3 separate regions of the Mus musculus genome follow, and regions 2 and 3 are each linked to region 1. A link is a loop called in an ENCODE intact Hi-C map of the cell type or tissue named here. Cell type or tissue: gastrocnemius. All regions are shown on one strand.

The links. Peaks named below come from ENCODE experiments on the same cell type or tissue, not always from the same donor. Only the 100,000 strongest peaks of a DNase experiment are listed, where the experiment ranks them.
Region 2: it touches region 1 in a loop (3-fold over the local background); 14 of 42 quality-filtered maps call a loop at or near these places.
Region 3: it touches region 1 in a loop (2.3-fold over the local background); 5 of 42 quality-filtered maps call a loop at or near these places.

The regions. Positions count from the first base shown.
Region 1 is chr3:64,983,586-64,986,085 of GRCm38, forward strand. It overlaps a transcript of Kcnab1 not described here. Among named protein-coding and RNA genes, the nearest start is that of Gm25222, 90 kb to the left of the region's middle. In gastrocnemius, a CTCF peak has its summit at 967; no DNase peak of the experiment used is centred here; H3K4me3 peaks cover 599 bases; H3K27ac peaks cover 986 bases.
Region 2 is chr3:65,351,741-65,354,240 of GRCm38, forward strand. All of the region lies in intron 8 of Kcnab1 (potassium voltage-gated channel, shaker-related subfamily, beta member 1), which reads left to right. Among named protein-coding and RNA genes, the nearest start is that of A730090N16Rik, 3.6 kb to the left of the region's middle. In gastrocnemius, a CTCF peak has its summit at 946 (motif pointing left); DNase peaks (open chromatin) are centred at 967 and 1,238; H3K27ac peaks cover 537 bases.
Region 3 is chr3:65,219,517-65,222,016 of GRCm38, forward strand. The region is part of intron 1 of Kcnab1 (potassium voltage-gated channel, shaker-related subfamily, beta member 1); the gene reads left to right. The region is part of intron 3 of A330015K06Rik (RIKEN cDNA A330015K06 gene); the gene reads right to left. Among named protein-coding and RNA genes, the nearest start is that of Gm52605, 55 kb to the right of the region's middle. In gastrocnemius, a CTCF peak has its summit at 962; no DNase peak of the experiment used is centred here.

The sequences.
Region 1 (2,500 bases):
CAGCCTCTCCCCCTTTCTTCTCTTATAGCCTCCTACTCTATAAAACAAAAGGAACAAACCCTTATGGGAAAATAGCATTTACACTGAGGGCTTATAGAAGGCACCAGGAAGGTAATCTGTTCTGCTTTCCATAAGATTGCAGGGCTGAGGTACTGGGGAAAAGTATTTATTTTGTATTAAAATAGAACTCACCATTGTCTTCCTTGTACCCTCATATTTCGTACATTTCTTTACATGTTCCCATGGCCTGTTCTTTCCATGGGATGCTTGGCACATTCCAACCTGCTTAAAGGAGCTATGGCCACGTCTACAAAACAATAGCCTAGAAAATACTGCCTGTGCAGGAGTCATATTAAGACACGCTGACATGATTTATTTTAGGCTGGTCTAATTTGGGTCAGTCCTGGGGCCTGTGCTGATTTCCCTGAGCCTCAGGCTGTGTCTCTCCTGCAACATTTCTGGAGGGACAGAGATGGCACTGAGATGGATGAGGCTGGGAATGTATGTGATTTAAAATCTGAATAGGCTGCTGGTAGTGGACCTGAAAGGCAGAGCAAAGTGGCCTGTTCAGTGCTGAACCACGTGCTTATTGCCTAGGGAATGGAACGGACATTCTAAAACAAATACGGCTTGGCAGTGTCACTTTAAATAAGAAATGCCCCAGAACCTGAGTATGATTGCAGCTCAGAATATTGAGAGCTGAAATTCCAATTTGTTTTGAAATTTCCACTGTGATTTTCTAGGGTAAAGGCTGCCTTGATGAAAATATCAGATTCAAAGCTTAAGAGTAAGACTGAGTTACATGAACCATATTTTCTCATGTGGAAGTTGCTCCTCTGAACACAACAGGTATTTTGGAACCTGGTTTTCTTGACAATGGAGCAACCATAGACCAAAAGATTGTTTCCACTGCCTCCCCTACCAAACACTTCTGAATTTCCCTTCAGTGCTTGTGGATGTCAGTAGGGTGTGCTATTTCACAAAGAAAAGGAAGCTTTTTCATTCCTTGTAATGAAGCTAGCAGGCTGCTTTTCATCAGAATCAATAGCGTTACCTGATTGTGTCAACAGGACATTTTTCATAGTGAGAAAAAAAAAGCTAACATTATGTCTGGCATCCTCTTGGAAGCCCAGTTGCCGTAGCAGATTTATTGTAGCCTAACCCAGTTAGAAGTTTTATTATTTTAATTTTAATTTTTAAGATTTTTGATTCTAGGGAATTTCATACACATAAACAATACAATAATATCATATCTACTCTCTGAATTTCTATCTTTCAACTCCTTCTATATTTCCTTCAACATGTCCCCTCCCAAACTCATCTCCCTCCCCCCACCTTTTTTCCCTTTGTCTACTACTCTCTGGATCCAATTAGTGCTACACATATGGACATGCATATGGAGCCATGCACTGGATCATGAAACACCTTCTTAGTTGTAAAAACAAAACAAAAGAAAACACAAAATACAGAACATAAAACACAGCTCATAAAAGAATGGTTTTGCCCCTCTGAGCAGCTATGGACGAACAGTGGCTTCTCAGTAAGAAGTAAGGTGTTGAGAGCTCCTCCTCCAGCTAAGCTGGGGTTTGGTTGGCTTGCTCTTATGCAGGTCTTGTGCAGACAACCTTGGCTGCCGTGAGTTCATGAGTACAATAGCATGGGCAGAAACCTTTCCCAGCACTCTTCCCCAACCTCTGTCTTTCCCATTCTTTCTGCCTTCTCTTCCACAATGTTCTTTGAGTGTTGGCAGGAACAGGGGCTAATAGAGATATCCCATTCAGATTAAACATCCCATCTCTTATTTTCAGTGCTTTCACAAATTATGCATCTCTTCATAGACCACTATTCTCTGCAACAAGAAGCGTCTCTGTCCAGTCTGAAAATGGCACAGGTTTATAAGTGTAACTATACATATTTAGAAGACAATTTGAGAGCATTGCCATTTGGCAAAATAACAACTGCTGATTCTACTCCATTGACACTCTACAATAGTTTAGAAGTGCAATCAATATATCTATCCACGGGTGACTGAATAAGAGAAATGAGGCACATATACACAATGAAATATTACTCAACTGTAAGGAAAAATGAAATCCTGAAATTTGCAGGTAAATGGATAAAACAATAACAACAAAGGAAACATACTGAATACGGTATCTCAAGTGCAGAAAGACAAATGCAACCTGTTTTCCCTGTGTGTGTTAAACTTGAAGCATATATCTGGGAAGCCAGAAAAGAACCTCTGGGAAAGAGCCATGTTAAAGGAGGGTTTCAGATGAAAAGAAAGTAGAGAAGTGGAATACTGGGCATGGGGAAGCTTATACAGGAAGAACAACAGAAGTCCAGGGAAAATCGAGATGTGCAGGTAGAGGGTTAATTAAAAGGAAGGTAGATAAGAAACCCCATTGACGTCTACTTTCTTACAACCCAATTAAAAATATAACTGGAGGAATATTATAATAAATGTGATAGAAAAGAAGGAATAACCTGGTGGTTAAAG
Region 2 (2,500 bases), 370 kb after region 1:
AAGAAAATGGGAAGAAGAGACGGGGCATAAAGTCTCATTAAAGGAAGCTGAGATTCAGAACTAGGTCTTTCTGCAGCTTCTTCAGGCGATCTGACGCATGTCAGTGTATGGGTGTGTACGTGTGTTCACCTTACTCTCCACTTGCATAAGAACTGAGGCAAATAGCTAAAGCGAAGGTTACATAAAGCATTGGGGAGAAGACCGTGGAAGAGGAGCATGGAGAACTTCGCCCTTGAGATGGCCTGCTTGGGAAGCACACAGTGAGTGGTCCTCAAAGTTCAGGGGGCAGAGTTCATGTGGACTCTGCCACATGACTTGCAGTCCCCTCAAAGCAGGACTCAAAGCAGGTCTCAAGGCAGGACTCCAGGCTGTACATTTGTAGTAAGTCCCCGGCTGCTACACAGCTGTTGCCTAGACGCTGCACTTAGGGACCAGAGCTACAAGTAAAGGGCTTCTTACCCCAGGCTGTGTATGAGAATCAACTAGGCCAAGTTTCTAAGATATTCATGCCAGCGCCCCAGCCTGACAGGGAGAGCCAGGATCAGTCCTGGACAGGCAGACTTTACCACATTTCTGAGTGTTCTTTCTCAGAGTATGAACGTAGCACCTTGAATATTCATTCTATTGTCCTTTAACTGCATTCTGTGAGCTGTCAAGATGGCTCAGTAAATAAAGGTTCTTACTGCAAGTTCCATCCATAGGACTCATATGTGGTGGAAAGGGAGAACTGACCTATGACCTTCACCAGCTACTATGGCACAGGCACAAACACACATATATACATACATACATAAGCAAATAATATGATCACTTTTATTTTAAAATCTTACACTTAGATTTCTCTATCAAGGTCAAAATAGATAAATAAAATGAATTTCCATAATTTACAAGTAAAACAATGTGGCGGGATTTTTTTTCTTTCAACAATGCTGCCCTCTAGTGTCCACAAGTTAGTACTATGTAAAAACCATGTAAAAATCCCACCTAAGTCACCAATAAGGTGATTTCCTGTTTGTTAGCTAAATTCAGGTGACTTTCTTTTAAAATAACCTCCTCCACAGACAAGAACTCCAGGTACCTCCCCCCCCTTTCTCCCTGCCCTTTCTTCAGAGCGACATACAACAGAGAGAGGGTGTGGCCAGCAAGTAAAGCCATGTGCCTCTGACTCACCTCTCACACCCACATCCTTTACACTGTGTTGTAGTCCATCGAGAAGATAGCATCAAACAAGTCTACCACTGAGTTCCACAAACCCAGCTGGACCCTGTCCTTGGTGGGGGTCCCCAGCCCCAAGCACCTGCCTCCTCCCTCTGAGCCCAGTGTTCTCTCTCCTCCCTTCCCAGTCTCACAGTGGGTCTCATCTGGGATACCCTCCTGCTAGGTCATCCTCAATGGTACCCAGACAGTCTCTCACCTCTCCATCTATAAAAAGAACTCTCCTGGCATTCCTTGGATTATTATTTTCTGTGCTTCTTTCCTTTGAAAACCTGCTGAAAGAATTTGTGCAAGTTGTCTCCAAACCTGCCTGCCCTCCATTCTTCCCTCACGACACCTTGGCCTTGGTCTTTCAGTGACACTAAAATGGCTCTCGTCATGCTCTGCAGGATGTGTGTGTGTGTGTGTGTGTGTGTGTGTGTGTGTGTGTGTGTGTGGCAGACACTTCTGCAGCCTCTGACGTGATTGTTCCTTGTGTTCCATCCTGTGGGCCTCCTTCTTGAAGTACCCTCTGTTCTTGGCTCTAAATTGTCCCTCCCCTCTGGCTCCTGGTCAGTCAGCTGACTGACCGCACAGGGTCCTCTCTCTGACTGCATGCTGGCAATGAAAACCCTTCTCTTTTTCTCTTCAGACTTCCACTGCTCTCTCTGACTTAGCACAGGGAGTAAGCTGCACTTCTTCACACAGCAGGGTCCCACCGTGGCCATTCATTAACCCAGGGATTCACCCACACCAGCTCCACATACCCTCCAGTTCCTCACATCCAAAATAGGTTTTCTACCCCTGCCCTCCTCGCTGTGGACAGTCAGGGATCTGGGAGGAGACCTTGATTCCTTCCCGCCCACTCTGTACCACACTCAGTCTTAATTACCAAAACCCCCCTCCGGGTCACTCTTGCATCATGGCAGATTGCTCCCAGAGGCTTCCTCTTTCACTGATTCTTCACAACATAGACAGGGATGGCATTCTGAGACACAAACTCCGACGACAGGATGTCTCCCTCACCTAAAAATGGCAACAACCCCATCTACCTCTTAGCCCATACAGTTTGGTTTGTTGTCCTCTGGCAACTTTATCTCAATCCTGTCTTTTCTTGCTGGGCTTCTGCTACCTAACTTCATTTCAATCACTGGAATTCATGGTCCTGCTTTCGGGGCCTCCCCATGCTGTTCCATCATCCTAAGATGCTGTTCTCCCATGCTTTGTACGGTTAGCTTGTTTCAATGCTTCAACATAATACATGACGGGAAGTGACACAATCCTAGCCCTGACTCCATAGAGCTTC
Region 3 (2,500 bases), 240 kb after region 1:
TCCATGAGATGATAGGACATGGGAGATGAGAGCAAGCATCAAAGGATCATTTTATGGTTTGTAAATCCCCAATTACTTACAAGTCATTAAAATTATTCCAATTTTTTAAAGAATTCTTATGATCACTGGATATAAAACCACATTATTGAAGTGCTTTATGATTGAGGGATGGGCCCACTATTTTCAAAGAAGTAGGTCAATTAGTTTAACGAAAGAAAGGGCTATGGTCTTGGCATATAACCTGAATTCTTCAGACATGGCTCACTCATATACTCCTCCTCAGAAAAGATCTCCTTTCCATCTTCTAAAGTCATCTTTCTCTCTCAATACTCTCCAGCCCCATTCTGTTTTGTCACTTGAAATGACAGTCATGTGCTACGTAACAGTCAGGACATTTCCTTAGAAATACATTGTTCGGGGAGTGGGGGTGGGTGGCTATGGGGGACTTTTGGTATAGCATTGGAAATGTAAATGAGCTAAATACCTAATAAAAATGGAAAAAAAAGAAATACATTGTTCAGTATGTTTATCATTGTGTGAGCATCACAGAGTTTTTATACAAACCAAACTAGCTATGATGTCACGATGTTCTATACTTTACGGTACCAACATTGTGTATATGGTCCACCGTTGACCAAAATGCTATCAAATGGCATGTCTAACTATCATACTGCATGTCTGTACTATCAAATGGCATGTCTAACTATCATACTGCATGTCTGTACAGGGTATGCTTTGATTTCTTGCTTATTGTTGGTTTCTCTAACCAAAATGAAAATGTCTTCTTTTTTGTTCTTGTCATTGCTGTCTTCAGAGGCTAGAGCAGCATTTGAGAAGCAAACTTATAGTTATTTGTTACATAACTTGACAAAAATCTCCCCAGAAGAGTTTTTAAAATCCTGCATATAATATGTATTCTCTTATATACCAGGCATGGAGAAGCATGCCTCTAATGGCTGCACTTGGAAAGACAGGCAGGACAGATCTCTGTGGGCTCAATACAGCCCATCTCTATACAGTCTGCTCTGTATAGAGACTTCTAGGCCAGCTAAGACCACATAATGAGACTTTCTCTCAAAACATCAAAATAGATAGATAGATAGATAGATAGATAGATAGATAGATAGATAGATAGATAGATAAAATAATTTGTGTCCTATTGTGAAACAAGTGTTTCAACCCAAACTGATTTGGGAAGTCGCTTATTTTAGAAAGACTTCTGCATTTAATTTTATGGTTTAATTGGCTCATTTCTGATTGATATACCTTCCCTATATAGCTTTACTATACAGGCTCAATCAGTCCATCTGTGGATATAGTCACAACCATAGGCTTCCTTTTCTTGCCCCTATTCTCTAAAGGAACATTTTCAGCAGTGTACTGATATTAATTTGGAGGTGTCATTATCTCATTAGGGAAGTTCCTGTATTCCTAGACAGGGGCCAGGGAGGTTAAAAGCCCTTGCTGCCAAATCTGATAATATGAGTTTGATCCTAGGTCCCATATGGCAGAGAGCTGTTCTCTGTATATGTATGCAGACATACATGCACATACATACACACTCAATAAATGCAATTTTTAAAAAGAGAAGATATTCCTAAATTGCTAACTTTAAAAAATGTATGTTTGAGCAACGGCTTCAGCAGTTAATACAGGCATAGGATGTTCCCCCTTGTTATCAAATATAAAAGCATCCCCACGCTCCTGACAGAAATCTGATACATTAGCCTTTTCATTTTTTGTTAGACCTTATTTGTTAATACGTTGCTCTTTACCTTGACATCTGTTTTCGTAAATGACATTGGCAGCAAATTTCTTTTCTCACGGTGTCCTTGTCTAATATAATTACCTCGCTGTTGTTGGGGGGGGGGCGCTGAGAATGCTTCTGTTTTCTGTATTCTGGAGGTTTGCACCAGCCATGTGTGAGTTCTCCCTCTAGCACTTGATAGAATTCACTGCTGAACCCAACTAAGCCCAGGTTTCTCCTGTGCTTCTGTGAGAACTGGGAGAAGCCACAAGCCATACTGAGTTGATTTGGAAACTTCAGAGAATTTATATATCTTGTCTGAAGTCCTGTCAGGGCTGACTATACATTCAGTTTGCTCTCACTTCTGAAATTCAGCTACCCAGAGTCCCATACCAGTTGTAGGGAGTTTATACAGGCTATGGCCACCATCCCAAACTCAGGTTTTATGCCATTAGCCTGCAAGGGATGTCAAACACACGATTCAACTCATTGCTTATCCTTTGAGCATCAGAACCACCCTTTGCCTCACTGATCGATAAGCATTCCAAGACTAAGCTCTCTGCTCTGATTTCCAGCCTCTCCCAGATTGATTTTGATGCTTCACTGAGCAGTTGCCCTTCTCAAGCCTTCAAGCCAAGGCACTTTTATCATCTCCACGTTCTAAACCTTGTTGGATTGCTCAGACACCATCACCAGACAGTAGTAACTCACAGCAAAACACAATCCGTACGGCAGAGATGGAAGCCAGATTCT